Linked DNA regions of Homo sapiens: all the other regions are linked to region 3. A link is a loop called in an ENCODE intact Hi-C map of the cell type or tissue named here. Cell type or tissue: IMR-90. All regions are shown on one strand. Each heading gives the region's core, and the rest is flanking DNA. Links, peaks and the distances in the headings are about the cores only.

Region 1 (11,694 bases), core at 4,224-8,223, 670 kb before region 3:
CTCACCATATCACATAGCTTCCAGGCTTGGACTCCAGCCTCTACTCATTTCATACCAGAAGATGAGAGGATAGTGCTGAACTGGAAGAACAGAGCTAGATCTGTGTTTCTGCTCTGTCATATTGCTGTTGTGTTGCAGGCTCTGATGATACCTCATGGGGGATGGGGGTTTGGAGTAGGGGGCTATTGCTTCCTTAATAATGAGCAGCAAAAAGGCCTCATAGCCCAAGGGTTGGGGTCCTTCCCCCACAGACTGACACAGCCAGAAGTCTCTGTGCTGCCCCAGAATGTATGGAAAATGGGACAATCTACATTCCTAAGATTTCTGTTTCTGTGAATCTTCTCCTATGAATGCAACTATATGTGTGCTGTGTGGTCATTTTTCCTTGTTTGCTCAACACTCATAGGGCTTCTTGTCTGATTTGTGTATTGCTTGGTTAGAGTTATTTTTCAAGCATTGTTCTCAGATCAAATACAAGGGTAATATATTATCTGTGTTCCTGCATATAACTTTATTTCCTGGTTAGCCAATTGTTTTGTTTTGTTTTTGTTCTTTGTCTATGTAAAGTAGCATGTCAGCCCTTTCCTCACAGTAATGGGTAGATGTTATTGTACTAATTTCTTTTTTTTAAATTTTTTTAAAATTTTTATTTGAGACAGAGTCTCACTCTGTCGCCCAGGCTGGAGTGCAGTGGCGCGATCTCGGCTCACTGCAAGCTCTGCCTCCCAGGTTCACGCTATTCTCCTGTCTCAGCCTCCCCTAGTAGCTGGGACTACAGGTGCCCCCCACCACGCCAGGCTAATTTTTTGTATTTTTAGTAGAGACGGGGTTTCACTGTGTTAGCCAGGATGGTCTCGATCTCCTGACCTCGTGTTCCACCCGCCTCGGCCTCCCAAAGTGCTGGGATTACAGGCGTGAGCCACTGCGCCTGGCCTCTACTAATTTCTAGCTTCTAACATTGTAGATTTGAAGTCAAATGACAGATTGTCTTTCTTCCTTTATGAGTAAATTTTTTTTCTGCCTCGAAGTTTTTATGAGTTTTTCATCATTCTTGAAGTTTTAAGTTTACAAGAGCGTGCCCAGCAATGTGTGTTTTCTTGTTAAAACCATCTGGAATTCAGTGAGCCCTTACAGTCTGCAGATGCGTATGTTTCTTCAGCTCAAGGTAATTTTCTTCTTCTATGTTTAATTATTTTCTTTTTTCCATTATTTCATTTTATTCCCCTGTGGATTGCCTATTACTCACATGTTGGATCTTCTGGATCTATCCTTCAAATCCTTTATCATTTCCCTAATGATTTTCATCTCTTTGTAATTTTGTTCTTTGCTTCAAGATCTCTTTCACTTGAACTTCAGGCCAGTAACCTGAATTTCAACTTTAAACATCTCTTTTAATTGAGACGCTGAGTTCCTAGTTCATTCATGCTATTCATGAAACTCTTTTAAGAGTTCTTATTATACTTTTAACTCTCTTCCAGTCACTCTCTTTTAATAAGGGATTCTTCTGAGTATTCATCTTCTCCTTGGCTGCTAGACCTAATATATTGTCCTTCCTCCCAGTGGTCTATTGACCTTTGAGAACCATGGTTTACACAGGAACTGTGGATCAGATTCTAGCATTGGTGTTCTCTAGTGTAGGTTCTTAGGCTCTCATCTGGCTGAGAAATAAGAATTTCCTACAGCAGCTCCCTCCCTCAGGGAGTTGTGTTCATTATTGGGCCCAGTGCTTCACCCCTCCCCATATCCATGCCCTTTTAACTTTGTAATACCCTCCCATTCTGGATGAGATGATCTGCCTTGGGATTTTGTTCTGGTCTCAGCCATGTGATTTGATATGACCAATGGGATGTTTTTCAACCAGGGGCTTGAAAAAGTGCTTGCACATTTCCACTCACTGTCTGGTTCCTCTGCCTTCACGATGGGAACATCCTAGGCTAACCTGTGGAAGGATAACATTTGGACCTACCAGAAGTGTGTCATTCAGTTGTCCCTCCAAATGACTTTCTATCTCATTTCAAGGTGTTCATAAAGTCTGAAAACATAGGCTCATATATATAACACTATCCAGGACATCTTCAATCTGTAAAAAATAAAATAACATAATTATTTACATTTCCAGGCTTCATGGACAGTCTTGTAGAACAAAAGCCAAAATCCTAATGATGATCTACGAGAGGCTCTACATGATTTCCTGCTCTCCCCACCTCTCTGACCCCCTGTTCTTTCCCTTGTGCATTCTGCCCCAGGCACACTAGGCTCCTTTTTGTGTGCCTGAAATGCCTTCGCCCTTTACCCAAATATCTCCAGTGAAGTGGTTTGAATATTGGTCTTCCCAAATCTCATGTTGAAATGTAATCCCCAGTATTGGAGATGGGGCCAGGTTGGAGGTGTTTGGGTTACTGGGGTGATTCCCTCATGAATGGCTTAACACCATCTCCTTGGTGATGAGTGAGTTCTCACTCTGAGTTCATGTGAGGTCTGGTTGTTTGAAAGAGTGTGGTACTTCCCCCCATGACTCTCTTGTTCTCTTCATGTGACATGCCTTACTCCTGGTCACCTTCTGCCACAATTATAAGCTTCCTGAGGCCTCACTAGAAGCAGATGCCAGCACCATGCTTCCGGTAAAGCCTGCAGAACTGTGACCAGTTATACCTCTTTTCGTTATAAAGCACCCAGCATCAGGTATTTCTTTATAGCAATGCAAGAATGGGCTAACACACACACATCCCTCGATTTTCTCATGCCTCCTCAAAGGTCACTTTTCCTCATCACATTACTTACTCCCCTCTAGTACTCTGTATTCTTTTACTCTGTTTTATCTTTTTCCAAAGCACTTATCATAATCTAACATACTTTTTGTTTTACTTATCTATTTCCTTTATTTTCTCTCTTCCTCACTAGATTGTAAATCCTGTAAAAGTAGGGATTTTTGTCTGTTGTGTTAACTCCTGATGCAGGATTTTTCTCAGTCCCTTTGCCAGTCAAGGACCTCTGGCTGGTGATGCCCCTGCCTGGGCCTTGCTCAGGGCATGCTACCTGCTGCAGGAGATGGCCTGCTCACTTGGCCCGTCTGGGCCAAGTCTTGCTTGCACATCAGTTCCCGAGTTCTTGTCTCACATCCAGGAAGAATGAGAATATGTTGACAACTGAAAAGTGAGCAAGGCGGGGAGTTTTCTTGAGTGTTGAAATAGCTTTCAGGGGTGAGGAGATGTGGGGGTTGTCCTCCTACCTTAAGACAGGAAAGTGCCCTGTATATGGCTGAGTCCAGGGCTTTTATGGGATCAGAATGGGGAGGTGCAGGCCATAGGTAGTATTGGGAAAGGCAATATTTGATTGGTTAAAATGCACTATTCAGAAAGAATCAATTGGGAAAGGGCAGGCAAACAGAAATAGAAGTTCTCTGGGTTGTGGATTTCATTTGTAACCAGCAGTCTGGTCTTTCAGCCTTCAGGCTGTTTCTGGCTTGAAGGTGGTTTCACTGGGGACCCACCCCTATCTGCCTGGGCATTTGGCTTCCTCCTGTTGCCATCACTTCTATAGCTCTAATACCTATATCATACTGGTAAATGTTACTGGATTGAATAAAACCATCAACACTTATTTTATTATAATTATTTGCTTTTAGAGACAAAGTCTCACTGTGTTGCCTAGGCTGCAGTGCGGTGACTATTCACAGGTGTGATAATGGCACAGAACAGCTTTGAACACTTGGGCTCAAGTGATCCTCCCTCTTGCCTCAGCCTCCCAAGTAGCTGGGATTATAGGTGTGCATCTGGCTTGCAATCAACGTTTTAAAGCATTATCTTTGGCATAGAGACAAATGCTTATTTTATTTGTTGTGACAGAACAAGCATTCTGTTCATCTAAAAGTTGTATCATGTCATTTAAGTTCAAATGAAGTCTAAGCGTAGCTGGAGAGAGTTGATGGTTTTAAATAAATTGTATTTAATCTGTTAAGGGCCTATTACATTTCCACTCACAATGGATTCTTACAGTGGTAGATATGATGTGAATTTTGAATAAATTCAATTTTTTTTTGTAAAATAAAAGATAATTATATCTCAATATAACCCTTAAAAATTCTTAAACATTCTCAACAGATTTCTCATTAAATTAAAACAGAATATAGTTTTGGCTATTAGTATAATGTGATCATGGGTTGTTCTGAGGCTTTAGTTTAGTAAAATAACCTCCTGATATATTTCAAAGAGCAAGTTAATTCAACTCTTTCCTCACGTTACAAATTGTTAAATATATGTACACACTTATTCCAATTAGCCATGAGAAATACTTAGAGAATATTGATAAAATACACAAAAATCTCCTTTTTCCATTTAATGCTGCATGTCATTAACTATTCTTTATAAATATGGTTGTAATTGTAACAATTCCATATGGCTTTTCTACAATTTAGTTTTATAGTCTCCTGTTACAAAATTTGTAGATTGTTTTCTATTTTTCTGTTTTTTTTTTTTTTTTGAGGCAGAGTCTCGCTCTGTCCTCCAGGCTGGAGTGCAATGGCACGATCTTGGCTCACTGCAATCTCTGCCTCCCGGGTTCAAGCAATTCTCCTGTCTCAGCCTCCTGAGTAGCTGGGATTACAGGCACCCGCCACCACACCTTGCTAATTTTTTTTTTTTTTTGTATTTTAAGTAGAGATGGGGTTCCACCATCTTGGCCAGGCTGGTCTTGAACTCCTAACCTCATGATCCACCCATCTCTACCTCCCAAAGTGCTGGGATTACAGGCGGGAGCCACCACACCCGGCCTATTTTTTTCTGTTATAAATAAGACTTTGATGATCATCCTAGGACATAATTCTTTGAATGTATCTCTGTTATATATATATTTTGGCTAGAGTCCTAGGTATAGAATTAATTAATCAAATGATATAAGCATTTAAAATTTTCTTGCTCCATAATTGTCACATTTTGCAGAAAGGTTGCATCACTTTTTACTTCTATTAGCAATATGTTAGTGCATCTCATCCTTCTCATATCAGCACTGAATTTTTTTATTGTGGTAAAATATACCATAAACATATGGTAACATAATGTTTACCATTTTAGCCATTTTTAAGTGTACAGTTCTGTGACATTAAGTGTATTCACATTGTTGTGCAACCATCATCACCATGCATCTCCAGAACTTTTTCCTCTTCCTAAACTGAAACTCTGTCCACATGAAACACTAACTTTCTCTTCTCCCCACGACCACAGGCAACACCCTTCTACTTTCTGTCTGTATGAATTTAACTACTCTAGGTACCTCATATGGGTGGAATCACATCTCTCCTTTTGTGATGGGTTTATTTAATTAATTGCCTTCAAGGTTTATCCACGTTATGGCATCTGTCAGAATTTCCTTCCTTTTTAGGGTTGAATAATATTTCATTGTATGTATATAGCACATTTTGTTTTTCCATTCATCTTTCAATGGAGACTGGGGTTGCTTTCACCTTTTGGCTATTCAGCATTGAATTTTAAAAAGACTCTACCCTAGTTTTAATTGTATTTATTTGATTTATTGTAATACTGAACACATACACACACAAACACACAGATTTTGCCCCTGAGTAGCTATTTGTATTTTAAAATTGATTATGCTAAATTTGTCACTCACTTTAGTAGGTATTGTCTGTAAGCAACATAGGAATGTATTAAGCTAAGAACATATCATTTATGTTTATATCCAGGGAGAAAAGTTTTAATATCTTGTCATATATCCTTTTTTTGTTTTGTTTTGTTTTTGCAATTAGCTACAGTTGCCTTTAGGTGGCATTAGATCCTTGGGCATGTGTTACAGAGATTTTTGCTTATTGGATGTGTGTATGTATGTTTTGACAGCTTGATGGATTTAAAAGCTGATCCAAATGTTATTTGAGGTCTAGAATGAAATATAAATTAATATAGAAGCTAGGCATCCTGAGACCTCTTTCATTATGCAACTACATGTTGACTAAATGATGTCTTCCTTTTTTTTTCTACAACAAATATTCTCCAGTTCTTTGCCTTGGATTAGATACTTTTAGAACAAAAATCTTAAAAATGTTCTGAAGTTCAATGTGAGGTTCTAAGCAAAATGGAGACTATTGTTTGGCCCAAATTTTGTAAAAGTTTGGATTGAAAGGGAGTTCTTTCATGTATGTAAGAAATCCCTTATACCTATTTTTCTGAATCAACACTTCAGACATCAGCATTTACCATGGTTGGCATAATGGAAGCTTAAGCCAAATATTTAGCAATAAAGGATGTGGAGAAATTGCCATCTGTATGGATTCCGGTATTTGGAATCATACATATTATCATTCATATTATCACTTTTTTGCTACTTCATTCAGAATTCATGTTTCTGAAAGACACTATTAAAAAAATTCTCAAGGCACTTTGGTTCCTTTAAAAGATGCCTTCCTTTCAGGAAAAGAGAGTCAGATTTTAGCACATTTTACTTGGTTGTCATGGGTTTGACTGGGGCTTGGGGGGTCAAGGGATTTGCCTGGGGTCTCAGGTTGGTGACTTTGTGGCTAGCCTCCTCTACACTGTGTTGGAATCAGCTGGCTCCAAGATCCTTGTTCTGTCTTCCCACTAGACCACATTGTCTTCCAAATGAAACCACAGTAGTGCTGAAAGCAGGAAGGAAACTCTTCAACTCACTTGTTTTATAAAAACTTCTTTTAAGGCAAGGACAGGGAACAGTAAGAATAGCCTTATTCACAGGCGAGTGACTTGAGCCATCTCTGCCTTTTGAATGTTAGCTTTTTCTTTAATAAATTACTCCTGAAAATACTGTTTGTAAAGATCAATGAAATACTTCCTATATATGTTAGTGATAGTTTTTCTTTTCAAGAAAACGTGTTGTTATCATGTCTAGGGTAGAGAGCTAACGAACTTTGAAAACCCATTATGTGGCAGGTGACTTACACTTGTTATCTCAAATAATATTCACAGTAACCCACAATAACATTGCAAATAAGCACGACTAATTCCATTTTATTGGAACAGAACTGGAAGTTCAGAGAGAGTTTTCTTCAAAAAGAAAAACTTGTTTAAATTCCCACAACTAGTAAATGAGAGAATCAAGATGATGGTCCATTCCTATTGAATGCATGTGGAAATAGGAAGAATTTTTTTAAGTTTGAGACATATTTCTTTGCCTATCCCAGATTGACATCTTTTGAATCCATATAAAATTTCACAACTTTTCTTAATAGTCTCAGATTACAATTAATGAATTTTAGATGCAGTTCACAAATTTTTTCTTTTCTATAGTTATATCTTAACCATAATCAGCAGCATCTTATAATTTTTCACTGAATTTGTAATTAGTCTATGTAGGGGGTCGAGGGATATGGGGCTGATCAAGGAACAGGATGTCCACAAGAGAGGCAGTGACAAGTTTGTTGGTGCTTGGCCAGGGTTGCATGAGAGGAGAAGTCCCTCACAGCCTTACTGGTGAGGGAGGAGGACAAGGGAGAGAGAGATTGGAGAGGAAGCTTACATAGAGTCTCTGGGTCAGAGAGCCCAGCTTGGCTTGAGGCCTTATAACTACACGGCCCTGTCTTATGAATAGGTAACAGCTGCTGGGTGAGATTTTGCGGGGTATGCAAAGCAGACAGGCTCTAAGCAGCTAAACTTTTCTTGGTCAGGCTATTTTTAAAATAACTGGATGTGTAAAAATTTAAGTTTGGTGTCAGTGGGCTTTTGAGCTAATGGGTCTCAGCCTGCAGTGGAGAAACAACCAACTTTGAGGCTAATATACAGAGGCTATCTTTGGCTGATTTATGTAACAGTCTATCCCAAGGCACTAGAAGTATTTAACTGTTTTGGGAAAAGATAATAGCTTTTGATCATAGAAAGTATGTGATTCAACTAAACTAATAGTTTATTAGTTCAATGATATTACTCTCTGTGGTTTTATTTACCTATACTTGTATACAGAACAAATACTATTTATAATAAAGGGAAGTAAGTACCCCACCTTCAAATATAATTTTATTCCAGTGTTTAGTATATATGCTGCTGAAATGAGCACAATTTTATTCCAAAGAATTGAATAACATATTCAAATATTTCTGCCTCCAGCTACAGCCACTTAAGGATTCATGGTTTGATAGCAGTAACATGTTTAACATATTTTTATCCATATATGTTTGAATTACATAAACAATGTTTCATCAATATGAAAAGTATAATAAAACCTTAAACTCCTTTTCCATTTTGTAGGTATATATATATGTTTGTCTTTGGTTCATGAAAGCAATTCCTATTTTGCTATGAGAAGTTACTAGTTCAATTGGAACTCAGAATATTTACAGCTATGTAAGACTGTGGGCCCTCTGCTGTTTTGCATGCTGGCCCTGATGTTGCTGGCAGCTCAAGACATCCTCCTGTGTTCAGGCTCATCCAGGCACCAGCTTCTGTGCTCCCAAATTTCAGGGGACACGTGTCACGTTTCTGTAAGAACTCTTACTGTACACTGCATTGTGATCTGGTTGTACCTTGGGTCTGTGTATCTGCAGTGATTCTCTACCCTTCAGATTCCATGAAAGAAATCTGCTATCAAATGAATTGCTAGGCTTTTGGTGGGCACTGGTTGCTGGACCAGTGTGGCTACCTTGAAAGGAATGTGTCTAATTTCTCTCTTTGAATGTGTGGGCCCTTATGCCACCTATCTCAAATTTGAGGCCTCGTCGGACCCTCTAAGATTCCCAGGGAGGCCTCATCAGACCCTCTAAGGTTCCCAGAAACTATCCCACTTGTCATTCTATGATTTATATAGAAGATTATTTACTGGACTAGAAAAATATGCTTATGAAGAACAAGCGGGAACTAACATTTGTTGAGTGTATTATATGAATTACCACATTTACTCTTCATGAAAACCCTAAAAAATAGGAATCGTTTTTTTCTTTTTTATTGATCATAGGTAGAGGAGACTCTACCTATGATTAAAGTGATGATCCAAATTGAGATCTGTTTGACTTTGAAATATGGGCACTGAAATTATTAGCATTTAAAAAATATATCAATAACCATTTCCCCTTTAAATAATACTAAGACAGAAATTGCATTAAACCAATTAGAGATTTTTAAATATTTGAAAAGGAATCAATAAATATGATACATCATATAAACAGAATTTGGACAAAAACCATATGATCATCTCCATAGACACAGAAAACGCATTAGATAAATGAATTTTAAAAGATAAAATTCAGCATACCTTCATGATAAAAATCCTTGACAAACTAGGCATAAAAGTACCATACCTGAACATAAGAAAGGCTGTTTATGACAAACCCACAGCCAAAATCACACTTAATAAGAAAAAGTCGAAAGCACTTCCTCTAAGAACTGGAACAAGTCAAGAATGCCCACTTTCACCACTCTTATTCAACATACTACTGGAAGTCTTCGCCAGAGCAATCAGGCAAGATAAAGAAATAAAACGCATCCAAACTGGAAGAGAGAAAGTCAAATTATTCCTGTTCACTGATGATATGATTTTATATCTAGAAAACCCTAAAGATACCACCACAAACTCTTGGATTTGATAAATAAATTTAGTCAAGTTTCAGGATACAAAATTAATGTACAGAAACACTAGCATTTCTATACACCAATACCAATTTGGCTGAGGACCAAATCAAGAAGGCAATTCCATTTATAATAGCTAAAAATAATAATGAAATACCTAGGAATATATTTAACCAAGGAGGTGAAAGATCTCCATAAGGAGAACTACAAAACACTGATGAAAGAAATCGTAGATGACACAAACAAATGGAAAAATATCCCATGCTCATGGATTAGGAGAATCAATATTGTTAAAATGATCAAAAAGCCCAAAGCAATCTACAGATTTAATAAAGTCCCTATCAAATTATCAATGTCATTTTTCACAGAATTAGAAAAAAGCAATTGTAAAAATCACATGACACCAAAAAAGAGCCAAATAGCCAAAGCAACCCTAAGCAAAAACAACAAAGCTGAAGGCATTACATTAGCTAACTTCAAATTATACAGGAGTATAGTAACTGAAACAGCATGGGACTGGTATAAAAATAGACACATAGATCAGTGGAACAGAATAGAGAACCCAGAAATAAAGGCACATACCTAAAAACAACTGATCTTTGACAAAGTCAACAAAATTTACACTGGATAAAGGACACTCTATTCAAGAAATGGTGCTGGGAAAATTGGAGAGCCATATGCAGAAGAATGAAACTGGACTGCTATCTCTCACCATATATAAAACTTAAGATCAATTAAAGACTTAAATCCAATACCTGAAACTATAGAAATCCTAGAAGAGAAACTCTTTTGGATGCTGGCCTAGGCAAAAATTTATGACTAAGTCCTCAAAAGACAAATGGAACGAACTAAACTAAAAAACTTCTGCACAGCAGTAACTAAATAAGTAGATAAATAAATAAAAGCAACTGAATAACAGACAACCTACGAATGGGAAAAAATTTTTTGCAAACAATGCATCCATAAGGGCTAATATCCAGAATCTATAAGGAATTCAAACAACTCAACAAGAAAAAAAAATAATCCTATTAAAAAGTGGGCAAAGGACATGAACAGACATTTTCCAAAGGAAGACATATAAGTGACCAACAAACATATGAAAAAATGCTTAACATCACTAATCATTAGAGAAATGCAAATTAAAACCACAGTGAAATACCATCTCATACCAGTCAGAATGGCTATATTTAAAAAGTCAAAAAACAACAGATGTTAGTGAGGATGTGAAGAAAAGGTGGCCGGGCACAGTGGCTCACACCTGTAATCCCAGCACTCTGGGAGGCCACGGGTGGATCACTTGGGGGCAGGTGTTCGAGACCAGCCTGGCAGGCATGGTGGCACACGCCTGTAATCTCAGCTACTTGGGAGGCTGAGGCACAAGAATTGCTTGTACCAGGGAGGCAAAGGTTGTACTGAGCCAAGATCGTGTCTCTGCACTCCAGCCTGGGTGACAGAGACAGACTGTCTCAAAATAAAGCAAGAAAGAAAGAAAAAGAAAGAAAGAAAGAAAGAAAGAAAGAAAGAAAGAAAGAAAGAAAGAAAGAAAGAAAGAAAGAAAGAAAAGGGAATGCTTGTACACTGTTAGAATGTAAATTAGTACAACTGTTATACAAAACTGTATGCAGATTTCTCAAAGAACTCAATATAGAACTAACATTCTATCTAGCAATCTCATTATTGGGTATACACCCAAAGAAAAATAAATCATTGTACCAAAAAGATACCGGTACTCATATGTTTATTGCAGCACTATTCACAACAGCAAAGACATGGAATCAACTTAAGTCTCCATCAACAGAGGAATGGATAAAGAAAATGTGATATATATGTATGAACACTACTCAACCATAGAAAAGAATAAAATCATGTCTTTTGCAGTAACAAGGATGGGACTGGAGGCTATTATCCTAAGTGAAATAACCCGGAAACAGAAATACTGCATGTCCTTTCTTACAAGTGAGAACTAAGCAATAGACACACAGGGACATACAGACTGAAATAATAGACACTGGAGACTCTAAAAGGTGGGAGGGCGAAAGGGGAGTGAGGGGAGAAAAATTACCTATTTAGTACAGCGTTCACTATTTGGCTGATGTGTACACTAAAAGCCCCTACTTTACCACTACACGTTATGCACATGTAAAATACCTATACTTTT
Region 2 (11,694 bases), core at 4,749-8,748, 650 kb before region 3:
ATACCCTTTCTTCCATTTGATCAAATCGGCTATTGAAGCTTGTGCATGCATCACAAATTTCTCGTGTCATGGTTTTCAGCTCCATCAGGTCATTTAAGGTCTTCTCTACACGGTTTATTTTAGTTAGCCATTCGTCTAACCTTTTTTCAAGGTTTTTAGCTTCCTTGTAATGGGTTAGAACATGCTCCTTTAGCTTGGAGAAGTTTGTAATTACTGACCTTCTGAAGCCTACTTCTGTCCACTCGTCAAAGTCATTCTCCATCCAGCTTTGTTCCATTACTGGCGAGGAGCTGTGATCCTTTGGAGGAGAAGAGGCTCTGGTTTTTAGAATTTTCAGCTTTTCTGCTCTGGTTTCTCCCCATCTTTGTGGTTTTATCTACCTTTGGTCTTTGATGTTGGTGACCTACAGATGGGGTTTTGGTGTGGATGTCCTTTTTGTTGATGTTGATGCTATTCCTTTCTGTTTGTTAGTTTTCCTTCTACAAGTCAGGTCCCTCAGCTGCAGGTCTGCTGGAGTTTGCTGGAGGTCCACTCCAGACTCTGTTTGCCTGGGTGTCACCAGCAGAGGCTGCAGAACGGCAAATATTGCAGAACAGCAAATATTGCTGCCTGATCTTTCCTCTGGAAGCTTCGTCCCAGAAGGTCACCTGTCTGTATGAGGTGCCCATTGGCTCCTACTGTAAAGTGTCTCCCAGTTAGGCTACATGGGGTTCAGGGACCCACTTGGGGACAGTCTGTCTGTTCTCAGACCTCAAAGGCCATGCTGGGAGAACCACTGCTCTCTTCAGAGCACAGTTGGAAATGTAGAAATCACCTGTCTTCTGCATCAATCGTGTTGGGAGCTGCAGACCGGAGGTGTTCCTATTCGACCATCTTGGAATGGAACCCCCATTTAGATGCATTTTGACATATGCCTATGTTATGGTTTTAATGTGTCCCCCAAAATTTCATGTGTTGGAAACTTAATTGCCTTTGTAACAGTATTCAGAAGTGGGGCCTCTAAGAGGTGAAAGATTAATGCCATTATCTTGGGAGTGGTCTCCTGATAAACAGATGAGTTTGGCTTGATTTTCTCTCTGCCTTGTATGCTTCCTTGTCATTCTGCCTTCCACTGTGGGGTGACCCTTGGCAGATGCTAGAGCACCATGCTTTTGGACTTCCCAGTCTGCAGAACCATGAGTCAAATAAATCTAAGGGCTAAGGGGGCAATATGAGGGATTGGCAATTGGAAGCTGGCAAAGGCTGAATGTGCCAGACAAAAGTAGGGTCTTAGTGGGGGCACACAACTATTGCCATACTGTAGACCTGCAGGAAGCTAGCCAGGCCTCTGCTCCTGCCTGTTGACTTCTGGAACCAACTGGAAGCCAGAAGACAGGGGATCCATGATGCATTCTGCACAGCTCAGTCACCAGAGGTTCAAAGAAGAGCCAGAAAGAATAGATAGTGGGTCTGGAGAAGCATACAGAGAATATCCATGTACAGACTTCCAACAATACCCTGTTCTCCTTATACATTAATGCCTTAAACTACTCACTTCTGATCTAGAAAGTCATAATACATGGTTTCAATCTAGAGACTAGTGGTTCTCAAAATTTTCTTTCTATACTTTCCTAATGTCAGATTATTCTAGGAAGTAAACACTCATCCAGGAGCCACATTTCCCATCCCCTTGTATGTAGGTGACACATTGAGACTGAATTGACCAATGGGAGGTGAGTATAAAGGGTTTATCCCTCTTTCAAGCTTGGCTCATGAAAAACTGCATGTTTGATCATCCATGCTCTTTTCCTCTTTAAATTGGCTGGAATGAAGGCAAACTTTACTATTATGATGTTAGGAATCATATGTTGAAGATGAAAAGGTCAAAGATGGATGAAATCTGAGTCCCTGAATCACTATTTAGAGAGCTCATAGAAACAGAAATACTTGCACTGGAAGAAAAAATAAAATACATACAAGAAACTTATTCATTAGGGAGGCGCTATGGTTTGAAAGCTTATGTCCCCCTCAAAATTCATGTTGAAACTTAAATACCCAGTGCAATGGAATTAGGTATAGAGGGCCTGTAGAAGCTGATTAGGTCATGAGGGTGGAGCTCTCATTAGTGACCTTGGGGGTGGAGAGAACTAGTCAGGCCCTCTTGCCTGTCTTCCTCCCACCATGTGAGTATGCAACAACAGAGCACCACCTATGAAGCAGAGAGCTGACTTCACCAGACACAGAACCTCCTGGCACCTTGACCTTGGACTTCCCAGCATCCAGAACTGTGAGAAATAAATTCTATTTGTTATACATAAAAAAAAAAAAGAAGGCCTGGTGCAATGGCTTATGCCTGTAATTCCAGCACTTTGGGAGGCCAAAGCAGGCAGATCACTTGAGGCCAGGAGTTCAAGACCAGCCTGGGCAACATGGTGAAACCCCGTCTCTATTCAAAATGCCAAAAAATTAGCCAGGCATGGTGGTCCCAGCTACTTGGGAGGCTGAGACTGGAGAATCGCTTGAATCCGGGAGGTGGAGGTTGCAGTGAGCTGAGATGGCACCACTGCCCTCCATCCTGGGTGACAGACCAAGACTCTGTCTCAAAAAAACAAAAACAAACAAACAAACAAAAAACAAAGAGAGAGAGATTGGTGGTTCTTAATTCCTTTGGGGTCACAGATTTTAAGATGTGCATGTAAGTACTCACACAAATTTATGTACAATATTTTGCCTCCTCAGAGACAGATAATATTTTAGTAAATAATGAATTTGATTTTTTCACTTATATTCTCAGAAAAAAAAGTGGCCAATATGTAACAACTTAAAAAATAAATCCAAATTGTGTATTTAAAATTTAAAAAAAAGAAATTCAATAGGAAATTTCTGTTAACAAGGACATTCCAAAAGTACATGGATTTTTTTTTTTTTTTTAACTTCAATAAGAACAACTTTTGGAGCGGTCACTGGCAGGTTAACATGCCAACTTTTTCAACTTTGACATTCCACAGATGTCAACTCTAACACTAATGATAGAAAGTTATGAAATCTCTGACTTCCAAGGGTGAGTAATTGCAGATGGAATCAAAATTCCCATTGCTTGCTTGCTTTTTCAAGTAAGGATTGTATCAAAAAATACCAGAATTCTCAAACAGTTTATGAGTTAGATTCTATTTGTGCCTTTTTTTTTTTCCCCAGATCATTGAGAACATCTTTGTTACTGGCACTGTCTACATGGTATTTTGAGCAGAGTTTTGCAGTGTTTCCAAGTGCTGCAGTTTCTTCCCGCAGAGAGATGGCCACTACAGACTCTAGCTGCCAGAAGAATTTCCCCCAGATCTGGAAAGTTTCTACAGTTGCTTACCTCGAATATTCACATACAGAGAGGTACTTCCTCCAAAGTGCGGTTTTCCAACAACTCCATAATGGTGAGTATGAGACCTGTAGTTAGGAGTATGGGCTCCAAATTTAGACTACCAAGGTTAAAAGCTTTGCTCCACCCCCTTGCTAACCATGGTAATTTAAGCAAGTGACTTGCCTGTTTCTTCATCAGTGAGTAAAACAGTACCTATTTGATAGGATTATTATAGGAATTAGCTTAATTCAGATAAAACCTTATAATAGGGGCATCTGCATTTTTTAGTTGTTCAAATGGCCACATATATCTGGAAGACTATGAAAAAATCTCTTCCTTGCTGTTCGTTCTTCTGTTCATTCATTCATATATTTCTAAGTATTTACTGAGCACCCACTATGTGCTCAGCATTGTGCTGTGTGCCAGAGATACAATGATCAGCTAAAATAGAATCAGTGCCTGGCCTCATTGAGCCTTCAGTCTAATGGGGAAGACAGATATTAATCAAATAGTCATAAACACACATGTAAAGTTGCTGTGGAGAAAAGGTATATTGTTCTGTGAGAAAAAATAATGGAGACTTAACCAATAAGAAAACATTGTTTAATCTGCAATCTTAAGACTAAGTAGAAGTTATCAAAGAGTTACTTACCCCAAGTTCAATTAAGTTCTATTAGACTTAACTTCCAGACAGCTGATGAATTTCCATATAGCAAAAGAAAACTTCATAATCTGCTTTTCTAAGAAAACTTCTTGAAAAGACAGAAATGCAAGGCTCTGAAGCTAAATAGGTTGATGACTTTGTGGTTGCAAGCAAAATTTTATTTGGGATTTACCTTTGACACTAATGCAAGACAATCTAGAATGGAATGAATCTCATTGCTAGTTCTCCAAGCATGCATAGTATCAATGTTTCTTTGAGTGGAAATTTTGTTTGGCCAATAAAGTTTTTACAATTTCAACACCATAGGAGGCCTTTGAACTTTCTAAAAGTGCTCCCAAAATAGAAATCCTCATTTGATGCTGTTCTTGTGCAGATAACATGGGAACTGGACCTGGCTCTGCCAACAGATGTCAATACTTTCACGATGAAGAGAAATAGCGATTCCTTCATGATCTGCTTCAAAATATTGGAATAGATTTTAGTGATTCTGGAATGGATGAGAAGATTTGACAGAAGCATTGTTTTACTTTTTAAATTTTCCTTCAAATTACAAATCAGAATAACCATTTCCAGGACATTTTGCTTCAGCAAGGTCTTTTATTTAGTCGTGCAGCAAGCGATCTTGCAGGATGACTCAAGACAATACATCTTTGTGTTGGAGAAAATCCAAGTTTTTAATGCTTTCCAATTGACCCTTTTACTAAGGCAAAAGAGGCAGACTGTGCAGTGTATTTTCAGGATGTAAGGGATCACTTCAGCTTTGTTCGGTTCCTGCTTCCATAGGTAATATGTTCAACAATGCAAGCAAAATCCAAGGGGGCAGACAGAGATAAAGAGAGATTCTTGGCCAGGCGCGGTGACTCACGCCTGTAATCCCAGCACTTTGGGAGGCCGAGGCAGACGGATCACGAGGTAAGGAGATCGAGACCATCCTGGCTAACACGGTGAAACCCCGTCTCTACTAAAAATACAAAAAATTAGCCGGGCATGGTGGCAGGCGCCTGTAGTCCCAGCTACTTGGGAGGCTGAGGCAGAAGAATGGCGTGAACCCGGAAGGCGGAGCTTGCAGTGAGCCGAGATTGTGCCACTGCACTCCAACCTGGGCGACAGAGTGAGGCTCCGTCTCAAGAAAAAAAAAAAAAAAAAAAAAAAAAAAGCGAGATTTTTGCTGGGCACGGTAGCTCATGCCTGTAATCCCAGCACTTTGAGAGGCCAAGGCGGGTGATCATGAGGTCAGGAGATTGAGACCATCCTAACTAACACGGTGAAACCCCATCTCTACTAAAAATAAAAAAAAATTATCCAGGCGTGGTGGTGGGCGCCTGTAGTCCCAGCTACTGGGGAGCCTGAGGCAGGAGAATCGCTTGAACCTGGAGGCGGGTGCAGTGAGCTGAGATTGCGCCACTGCACTCCAGCCTGGGCGACAGAGCGAGACTCGGTCTCAAAAAAAAAAAAGAGGGATTCTTTTTTTTTGGTGATATATCCTAGCCTAAACTGATATTAAGGTATAAACAGATGTTCATAATCATGTTTCATTTTCAATTCATGTCAAAGAATGGCCTGGTAAATATTATAACAGGCCAATGACACCAATAATGTACCAAACTGTAATTTTGCATACTGCTTTTTACTTATTTATTATGAAACAATGCTTTCATAAAATGTTATACAAAAAGTTTTTCTCCCCAAAATATAGTTTTAAATATTGGGGAAGACGTACAAAAAAAGTATATTTTTCCCCAGGTTTGTGGATCCTCTAGAAGTCATCCATTAGTTCTCTGGCTTATAAACCAAGGGCTAACAACTTCATCTATCAATAAGGCTTTAATCTTCTGATACTAATCTATCTCTTCACTTTTACCTTCATCTATTAAGTATAATTGTCTGAAGTGAGACAGGAAATAATTAAAATAACTTGGAGCAGCAATTTCTAAACTGTGGTGCAAAGGGACACTGACGGCCCCTGGAAAAAACTCATCTTTCCCTTTGCCATTTCCTCCTCTCTCTCCAGACTTTTTTTAAAATCCCAATGTTTCTCTGAAATTGTGATGAATCTCTCAAGAGTTTTTGTGTATGAAGATTGACCACTTGCACATCTGAGAGAATATTGCCTTCTCCTAGCAGGGAGTTTTGACCTATGTGGGGTTTGGGAACACTTACAGCATTCAAAGATCCCCTTTAAAAGGGGTCTGGAACCCAAAGCTCCATTTTAATTTACACATCCTGTGTATCGTCTGTTACAGTTCTTTCTTTTCATGCTATGACTCTTCATCCTGCCCTTGCTCTGATTTTTACTGAAGACCAGCTACTTCAGCCTGTTCATGCATGATCACTTTTTCTGGTATTCTTTTTCCTTCCTCATGTTAAATCCTCATGTTCTTAAGTTTTCTAATTTGTGACCTTCTCATTTACTCTAAGCCTGGCCCTATATGGAGAGCTTCATCCTCCCAGCAGGGGTCACCATAGTTCCTTCCTGGAGAGCCTATAGGTATCATGTTAAAGAATCCACCCTCTGGTCTTTATACAGTTCCAGTTTCTATAGAACATTATAAACACTAAGGCTCAACATTCACATTGTATTCATGTCTGTCCTGATTTAATATTGACTAACACTTTAAACACTTTTTGAAGCAAGTAATGTTATTTTAAAATCGTATGTATTTGTTTTTGTTATAAATTCCTGGATGGACAGGAAAGATAACCCCCACATCATGCCTCATACATTGTAGATTAAAGTTCTTATCCTTAGATACAAATGTATAAAAAACAAAATTACTGTACTTTTTTGTTCTTTTTTTCTTCAATCTATACTTTCTCCTAATAAATTGGAGATATTTGAAGCACTTAGAAATTTGAAGCACTTAGAATCTAAGTATTTGAAGCACTTAGAATCTAAATGATGTAATATAAATAAGATTAAATTAGAATATATTTAATTGTTTTTTAGAATCAAGCATTCTCTTTAAAATTCTTTTCTATATTTATGCCATTTTAACTCATTGCATTGATTTTTAAAAAAATTACACAAATGAAAAAGAACCAGGAAAAGTTAGCTATGTGGTAGTTATGGAAACATAATAAAGTGATTATTTGAGTGAAACTCAGGGAGCAACTTGACTTAAACAAAGATATCACACCACCAATTCTACCTTCTCATTTGTGCATTATTAAATTAGATCATTCCTACAAGCATCAAATATACTATTGTTTTTCTAATCTTAAACAAATATGACTCTTTTTTTTTTTTTTTTTTTTGAGACAGAGTGTCACTCTGTTGCCCAGACTAGAGTGTAGTGGTGTGACCTTGGCTCACTGCAATCTTTGCCTCCTGGGTTCAAGCAATTCTCCTGCCTTAGCCTCCTAAGCAGCTGGGACTACAGGTGCGTGCCATCATGCCCAGCTAATTTTTGTATTTTTAGCAAAGACAAGGTTTTGCCATGTTGACCTGGTCTCGAACTCTTGACCTCAAGTGATCTGTCCACCTCGGCCTCTCAAACTGCTGGATTACAGGTGTGAGCCACCATGCCCAGCCAATACAACTTCTTTTGAGCCTACTTCTCCAGCTACTGCCCTGTGTCTCTGCCCTCCTCTGCAGCAAAAATTACTTGAAAAAGTTGCTTATACTTTCTGTCTTCTTCTTATTCAAATCAGGCTTTTCCCCACCTGCCCCTGAACTTGCTCTCGTCAGGGTAACCAGTGACCTCCATGTTGCTAAATCCAATGGCCGCTTCTCAGTTCTCCTCTAATTTGGCCTATGGGCAGCATTTGGCAAACATTTTCTTCACTTGCTTCCAAGACACCACAGAGGCTGGTTGTCCTGTTACTTAGTTGATCCTTCATGGCTGATCTCTTTCTGTATCCTCTTCCTCTTCCTGAACATTAGCATGCTAGAATTCCATAGGCTCTGGCATGGTCCTCTACTCTCCTCTACCTCCATTCACTTCCCAAGTGATCTCATCCAGTTCCATGACTTTAAATATCATCTGTTCCCTAAGAAATTTTGCTCAACTGCTGATAACAAAGATCCAATTACAGCAGCTTTGACACAAAATAGTTCATTCTCTTCCATATTAGGAGTCAGAAGGAGGCCATCCACAGCTGATATGGCATATTCACAAGGTCATCAGAAACTCAGGCTGCTTCTGACTTTCTGTTCCATCATCTTAGCACGTGGCTTATATTCTCAAGTCTGGGACTACAGGCACGCACCACCACATCCAGCTGATTTTTGTATTTTTAGTTGAGATGGGGTTTCACCATGTTGGCCAGGATGGTCTCAATCTCTTGATCTCGTGATCCTCCCACCTCGGCATCCCAAAGTGTTGCGATTACAGGTGTGAGCCACTGCTCCCTGCCTAAATGTGAAGTTCTAAGGGGGAAGAGGAAAAAGAATATTTGGTAAGTACCTAGTAGTTTCTGCCATAACATCAATATATCAAAGAGTCCCATATTCATATTTCCAGCCCTGCACTCTTCTCCAAGCCTCAAGACCACTTACTGTGCTTGGATGCACACTTGGCAACTAAAACTTAACATGAGCAAAGCATTGCCTTTGTAATGGAGACTCAAAGATGAATGACTGTGAGTTGAGGGAAGAATGAGGAGTGAGAAAGTGAAGACAGTGAATACAGTATAGAGAACTCTTTCAGGAGTTTTGATAGAAAGAAGAGCAGAGGAACAGAAAAATGGGAAGTAGCTGGAGGAGAATGTAAAATCTCAGGAGAATTTTGTTTCATTTTATAAAAAGAATAATATTTCAACCTATTAGTATAATAATGGGAGTGGTTTAGGAAAGAAGAAATGAATGACTCAGGGAAAGGGGAATAATTGTAGGAGTAAAGTCCTCAAGAAGACGGGGGAGACAAAATACAAAGCACAAATGAGATCAGCATTTGATGTAAATGACAGAGAAAGCAGAGTATGGGGGCACAACTTATAGGCAAGACGGCTCACTGAGTTTAAGCTTCGATAACGCACTTTGCTCCAAATACATGACAAAAATAGATCAAATGTAAAAAAAAGATAAGTCTAGGATAAAAAATAAGACAAACATCTCCTAAATGAAAATAGAACAAAAATGTCAAAGTGGCTAGACTGAAGTCACAAAGTTTATGGAAAATCCAGAAAGCATAAAGTACTGGTTAGGATTTCAGCTCCTGAGGGGCAGAGGACACTAAACTTGCTCCATGAGAAACTGAATCCAGTTTTACAGCTTGAAAACTCTTCTATTCTCAGGAGTGAGGCTGGAAAAAATTACATTTATTTATCTATTTTTTAGAGATGGGTTTCACTCTGTCACCCAGGCTGGAGTGTAAAGCTATTCACAGGTTCAATCATGGCTCACTGCAGCCTTGAACTTTTGGCCTCAAGTGATCCTCCTGCCTCAGCCTCCTGAATAGTGGGGACTACAGATGTGTGCCACCATGCCTGGCTCTGAAAAAATATTAAAACTCTGCATGACTTGTATTTGGAGATGTGGCTTTTAGAAAGCTGTGGACCTAAGGAGAAGGGGGTGCATAGATACAATCTCACAATCAAAAATTGAGTCAAAATACCTAATTGCTCTATGACTAGACCTATGGAGTCCTCAATATCACCTTGTAGACAAAATTTCAAGCTGGAACAGTTGGATTTGGTTTCTGATTGAAGGTCTGCTGACAGAATGAGTTCATGGTTAAGGCATGGGGGAAGGGCAGAAAAAAATGTTAAAAGCTTGCAAATGTTTCAATATGAGCCTGAAAAGCCAAATTCCAAAAAACATGGGTAGGTCTAATGCTCAGCAAGAAAGTCAACAAAATCAATAATTAGAATGTGAATTGCCTGTAGATAAAAATTAATTTTACCTCTGGAGCAGCTTGATAATCTTTTTTAAAAAAATTATTATTATACTTTAAGTTCTGGGATACATGTGCAGAACGTGCAGGTTTGTTACATAGGTATACACACGCCATGGTAGTTTGCTGCACCCATCAACCCATCATCTACATTAGGTATTTCTTTTTTTCTTTCTTTCTTTTTTGAGATGGGGTTTTGCTCTTGTTGCCCAGGCTGGAGTGCAGTGGTGCAATCTCGGCTCACTGCAACCTCTGCCTCCCAGGTTCAAGCGATTCTCCCATGTCAGCCTCTCACATAGCTGGGATTACAGGCTCCTGCCACCATGCTGGGCTAATTTTTGTATTTTTAGTAGAGACGGGGTTTTGCCATGTTGCTCAGGCTGGTCTTGAACTCTTGACCTCAGGTGATACGTCCACCTTGGCCACCCAAAGTGTTGGGGTTACAGGCGTGAGCCACTGCAACCAGCCAGGTATTTCTCCTAATGCTATCCCTCCCTTAGCCACCTACTCCCTGACAGGCCCTGGTGTGTGATGTTCCCCTCCCTGTGTCCATGTGTTCTCATTGTTCAACTCCCACTTATGAGTGAGGACATGTGGTGTTTGGTTTTCTGTTCCTGTGTTAGTTTGCTGAGAATGAGGGTTTCCAGCTTCATCCACATCCCTGCAAAGGACGTGAACTCATCCTTTTTACGACTGCATAGTATTCCATGGTGTATATGTGCCACATTTTCTTTATCCAGTCTATCATTGATGGGCATTTGGGTTGGTTCCAAGTCTTCGCTATTGTGAACAGTGCTGCAATAAATATACGTGTGCATGTATCTTTATAGTAGAATGATTTATAATCCTTTGGGTATATACCCTGTAATTGGATTGCTGGGTCAAATGGTATTTCTGGTTCTAGATCCTTGAAAACTGGCCACACTGTCTTCCACAATGATTGAACTAATTTACACTCCCACCAACAGTGTAAAAGTGTTCCTATTTCTCCACATCCTCTCCAGCATCTGTTGTTTCCTGACTTTTTAATGATTGCCATTCTAACTGGCATGAGATGGTATCTCATTGTGGTTTTGATTTGCATTTCTCTAATGACCAGTGATGATGAGCTTTTTTTTTTCCCCGTAGATGGAGTTTTGCTCTTGTTGCCCAGGCTGGAGTGCAATAGCACGATCTTGGCTCACCACAACCTCCACCTCCTGGGTTCAAGCAATTCTCTTGCCTCAGCCTCCCAAGTAGCTGGCATTACAGGCATGTGCCACCACGCCCAGCTAATTTTGTATTTTTAGTAGAGATGGGGTTTCTCCATGTTGGTCAGGTTGGTCTTGAACTCCCAACCTCAGGTGATCTCACTGCCTTGGCCTCCCAAAGTGATAGGATTACAGGTGTGAGCCACCATGCACAGCCTATGATGAGCTTTTTTTCATGTTTGTTGGCCGCATAAATGTCTTCTTTTCAGAAGTGTCTGTTCATATCCTTCACCCAATTTTGGTGGGGTTGTTTTTTTCTTGTACATTTGTGTAAGTTTTTTGTAGATTCTGGATATTAGCCCTTTGTCAGATGGATAGATTGCAAAACTTTTCTCCCATTCTGTAGGTTGCCTATTCACTGTGATGATAGTTTCTTTTGTTGTGCAGAAGCTCTTTAGTTTAATTAGATCCCATTTGTCAATTTAGGCTTTATTTTTGCCATTGCTTTTGGTGTTTTAGTCATGAAGTCCTTGCCCATGCCTACATCCTGAATGGTATTGCCTAGGTTTTCTTCTAGGGTTTTTGTGGTTTCAGGTCTTACATTTAAGCCTTTAAACCATCTTCAGTTAATTTTTGTGTAAGGTATAAGGAAAGGGTCCAGTTTCAGTTTTCTGC
Region 3 (4,000 bases), core at 1-4,000:
TTTTGAGACCCAAGCCAAAGCAATACTACTTCCAAAGGATTACACACACACAAAGTCAAGGAGAAAATGTATGGAAGTGCAGACTATCCAAATTTAAAGGGACCTTGAAATCATCTAGTTCTACCAGCTTATTTTACAAATAAGAATACTGGTAGACAGAGACAGAGAGAGAGAGAGAGAGAGAGAGAGAGAGAGAGAGAGAGAGAGAGAATACAACCCTATTCAAGTACCTGACAGCTTCATGAGAAAATCAGACGCCATCTTAACAGAGATGTCCTGGCTGAACAATGCTGACGCACTGTTGGCCACATACTCGGAGGGGTCTTTCAGCTTTGTGTGGTTGGCGGGCCTGTCGGCAGCATTCAAAGTAAAGGAGGTGGGCAGGCCGTTATCTTCCTTGGGTTCCTCCTTCACCAGCAAAGGCGAGACGCCAGCCCCTCCCTGGCTAGTCCTCTCTGGAGTGTTAGACGTCATCATGGTCCCCACTAGCTCTGTCCCTCCTCCTTCCCTTTGCTGCCCCAGGCAGGCACTGTCACTGAGGTGGGGAGATCCCTTGACATCTGGGTCTGGGATCTCCTCCTTCACCTTGGCTTCTGTCCTCAGGAAGTGCTGATGGCAACGCATGTGGAGTTTCAGGCTGAAGTGGCGTGAGGAAGTAAAAGGGCACAGCTGGCACTGAAAGGTCTCTCCCCGATCCTGGTGCTGATGAACCTGACGGAGAAGCAAGAAGAATGAGCTAGCCACCGTGCATTTATGGAAAATGCCTTGCTGTAGATCCAGACTATTCATCAATCATTTCCTCACCGTGCAAAGGGCTGGCCTTTGTACTGCAGAGCATTTCACTATGGGGCTCCAGGTAATGAGGCCAATCCCTAAACATAAAGTGGGTCCACATAGGTTAAGAGTCCATTATTAGGGCCATGCTCACAACTGAGGATGCAGCCGGCCAACGGATGCTATTTTGGGTAGCATCCCACTATTCTAGTCATCTGATCTCAGTTGATGTCTTCAGAGAAAATATTATAAACCCAGCACAATCCAAACTTACAAAATTACTAGTTGGGGATCAAAAGAGGTAACCTGTCAAGTAATTCCTCTCACAATAATGATACTTTGCATTCATCCAATTTTTTGTTAGTTATGTTCTGCAAACATAATTTCAGTTTTCAAAATGCTGCTCTTAGGTAATTAAGAATGTAGAAAATAATGTCTCCAGGGTATTCCCGTTTCAAAGACAGAGAAATTGAGGCCCCAGAATAAATGGATTGAGCGAAATTACATACAAAAAAAAAAAACAAAGTAGGAGAAAAACCAAGGTCTGACCCTCACCAAGTATTCTGAGCAAGAGGAAACCAATTTTTCCAAACGTGGCTATAATATCATGCTCCAGATTCTGACGTCTGCAATGAAAGAATGCAGACTTTTAAATCCAGTTCCAGTCTTGCATGCACATGATACCTGTAAAAATTGGGAGAAACTTTTTCTTCCTGTCACTACCAAATTTAGTGCTTAAAAAAGTGAGGAAATCATTGCATTGGCCTGAGCCAGGCTTTGAGCTGGCAGGTGCTCATAAGCTTGTAACTTCCCCATTTATCTCTGCCAATGCACTTTAGTGCTGACCTGCTACACTCTGCTATTTCAGGACTGGTCCTCCCTTAAGTAGAACTGCCAATTGTGTAGATGTGGGCCAAATGATTTGGGGAGCTGTGTGATCTGAACAAACAAGTGAGTGATTGGAACCCAAAAGCAAAACAAAACTGACACCTCCTCTTTTAGGGGTGACCTAAGCAGGACTCGAACCCAGGTCTCACCAAGGTTAAAGGCTCATGCGTTAATCCGCTGCACCACCTGGCCCCTCTCGGTAGGTTTCCTTTCCAAGAGAGCAAGTTTTACAACAGCTGTTTATGCATTCTGAATGCAATCCAAAAGCATTATTCACCAGCCAAAACATACTTTTAAATAATGTTAAGTGACCAACAAAAGCAAAGAAATTAAAAGTTAATGGTGAGATCCTGTCGCTACAGCACCCCACTGTGGCTTTTTGAAAAAAACAACAGAAGAGATTCTGGGTCCCCCAAAGCACGAGTTTCTTAACAGAAATAGCCATATACACTTAAACTCAGTTAGGCAAAGTCCTGATCATGGAAAGGCTTTCCCTCTGCTGGGGTGGAGTGCTGGGGGTGGGGAAACACACTGATTGTCACCAGCTGTTAACATCACCCCTTTCTGTTCTTTCACAACAAAAGGATTTCACTAGGAGCTGACCATTTCATTGCTTTCTCACAGAATCCCCACCATCTCCTCCGACCAATTCACGCAGAAGCAGGCACCTTGGGGACCTCAGGTCACAGTCCCATGGGACCCTGACCGGTGCTGCCAAAAGCATGCCCTGGAACCAGGTGATAAAGGTCACGAGTTAGAGAGCTTCCATTGTCCCTGAGAGCAGTGCAGTGGGGCAGATCCATTTCAGAAGTGTCCTTACATCTACTGACCCAGGAGAGGAGGGGAGCTAATCCAAGAACAGAAGCTCCGGAAGCAGCTTCTGGAAGAAGGAAAAGGACAGAGCACAAGCCCAAGTTCTAAAATCAAAAGGGAGTCCTGGATTAAAAACCGTCTATGTGCATGTATTTTATGTGACTTCTTTTTCACCAGATCCTGGCCTTGTTATATTTAGTTATGGACAAATTAGTGAAGCTTTAAAGGAAAAACAGTGGGTATTTTGTTGACTTTTGCACTTAACAATTTTTTTTGAGCTACAACTTCCCAAAAGGACTATATATCACATTTGGCCTTTGAGAGAAGTATTAGCTCTATCCTCTGACTGCAGTTTTTCCCCCTTCTCTCCTGACATTCGAGCACTTTTCTGTCATAATTTTTATTCTCTTTAGCTTGACATTTGCTTTAAAGATCTTCTTAGTCTACTAAAATGAAGACATGCTTCTCTAAAGCACGTCATTCTCTCCAGGCCATGTTTAGGGGCTCACCTATCCTCTGGTCATTTCACACAAACAACCCATATCAGGTGCTGTTACATCATTAGGGCCATCTCTTCACCATTGGGGCCATTTCTTGGTAGCAGTTGGATGCTTGGGTTGTGGTATTTCAGAGCTTGGGGAAATTTTGGGAAACCTCTACTCCATCCCCCACTAGGGGGACAGGTGAGGGCCTTCATGAGAAGTTAGAGCTCCTTAAATGGCAGACCTGAGGCTACTAGAACTCAGTACCCTGACTCTCGGTCAGTTTCCTGCTAATACTTCACCAGTGTTCTTTATCTTAGCAGTCTTCCTCACCTTTTCTGTTCAATTTTAGCTTATGAATTCATGTTGAATTCCTGTATGTTCACTTATCCAGGAAAATTTTAAAGGACTTAATGGAAATCTGAGATAACCCCAAGGAAATCTGGAGGCCTTTATAAGCTCCTTCCACAGCGGGTGATAAAAACATTTGCACGATATATTATGAAGGAAAGGTGGGCTAAAAGAATGTACAGTGCCTAGGACATAATAGGATAGAGTAAGTACTATAATACAAATGCAGTAAGTACTATATTTGTTGAACAAAGAAAGTAGAATCCCATTTTTCTTTAAAACATCGATATACCAATATAGAAGAATATACATCAAAGTGATAATGGTTATTTATCATTCTTGGTGATGGGATTAAGGATCAACTTTATATTCCTTTGTTTATCAGTTTTTCTAAGTTCTCAGCACTAAAGACAGATCACAAAAAGGGAAAAGGAATAAAATTTATTTTAGAGTAATTTTTTATACCATTTCATTGATTATTTCTAAATGTAAATAAACATTAATGTATATTGAGATGGCTTTCCGATAATGATCACTGTATTAGCTACATTTACTGAATGTTGTTTCTCCAGGCTGGGCACTGTATTAAGTGCTTTATGTGCATTATCTCATTTAACTCTCATAACAACCCCATGAGACAGACTGTATGATTATTATCTCCATTAGTGGAAACAGAGGTTTGGAGAGGTTAA

The links. A loop is a pair of places that touch in the nucleus more often than their neighbours do. Peaks named below come from ENCODE experiments on the same cell type or tissue, not always from the same donor. Only the 100,000 strongest peaks of a DNase experiment are listed, where the experiment ranks them.
Region 1: it touches region 3 in a loop (4-fold over the local background); 1 of 110 quality-filtered maps calls a loop at or near these places.
Region 2: a loop joins it to region 3, with 6 times the contacts of the local background. A loop is called at or near these places in 1 of 110 quality-filtered maps.

What each region holds. Positions count from the first base shown.
Region 1 is chr4:145,210,957-145,222,650 of GRCh38, forward strand. No RefSeq gene overlaps it. Among named protein-coding and RNA genes, the nearest start is that of OTUD4, 36 kb to the left of the region's middle. RefSeq lists an enhancer at 7,557-7,646. In IMR-90, for the core only: a CTCF peak has its summit at 5,778; no DNase peak of the experiment used is centred there.
Region 2 is chr4:145,227,840-145,239,533 of GRCh38, forward strand. No RefSeq gene overlaps it. Among named protein-coding and RNA genes, the nearest start is that of OTUD4, 53 kb to the left of the region's middle. RefSeq lists a silencer at 6,428-6,527. In IMR-90, for the core only: a CTCF peak has its summit at 6,448 (motif pointing right); a DNase peak (open chromatin) is centred at 6,482.
Region 3 is chr4:145,885,448-145,889,447 of GRCh38, forward strand. It overlaps ZNF827 (zinc finger protein 827), which reads right to left. Exons shown (of 15, transcript NM_001306215.2): 4 at 231-711. Among named protein-coding and RNA genes, the nearest start is that of ZNF827, 51 kb to the right of the region's middle. RefSeq lists a silencer at 1,557-1,656. In IMR-90, for the core only: a CTCF peak has its summit at 2,038; a DNase peak (open chromatin) is centred at 1,934; H3K27ac peaks cover 490 bases.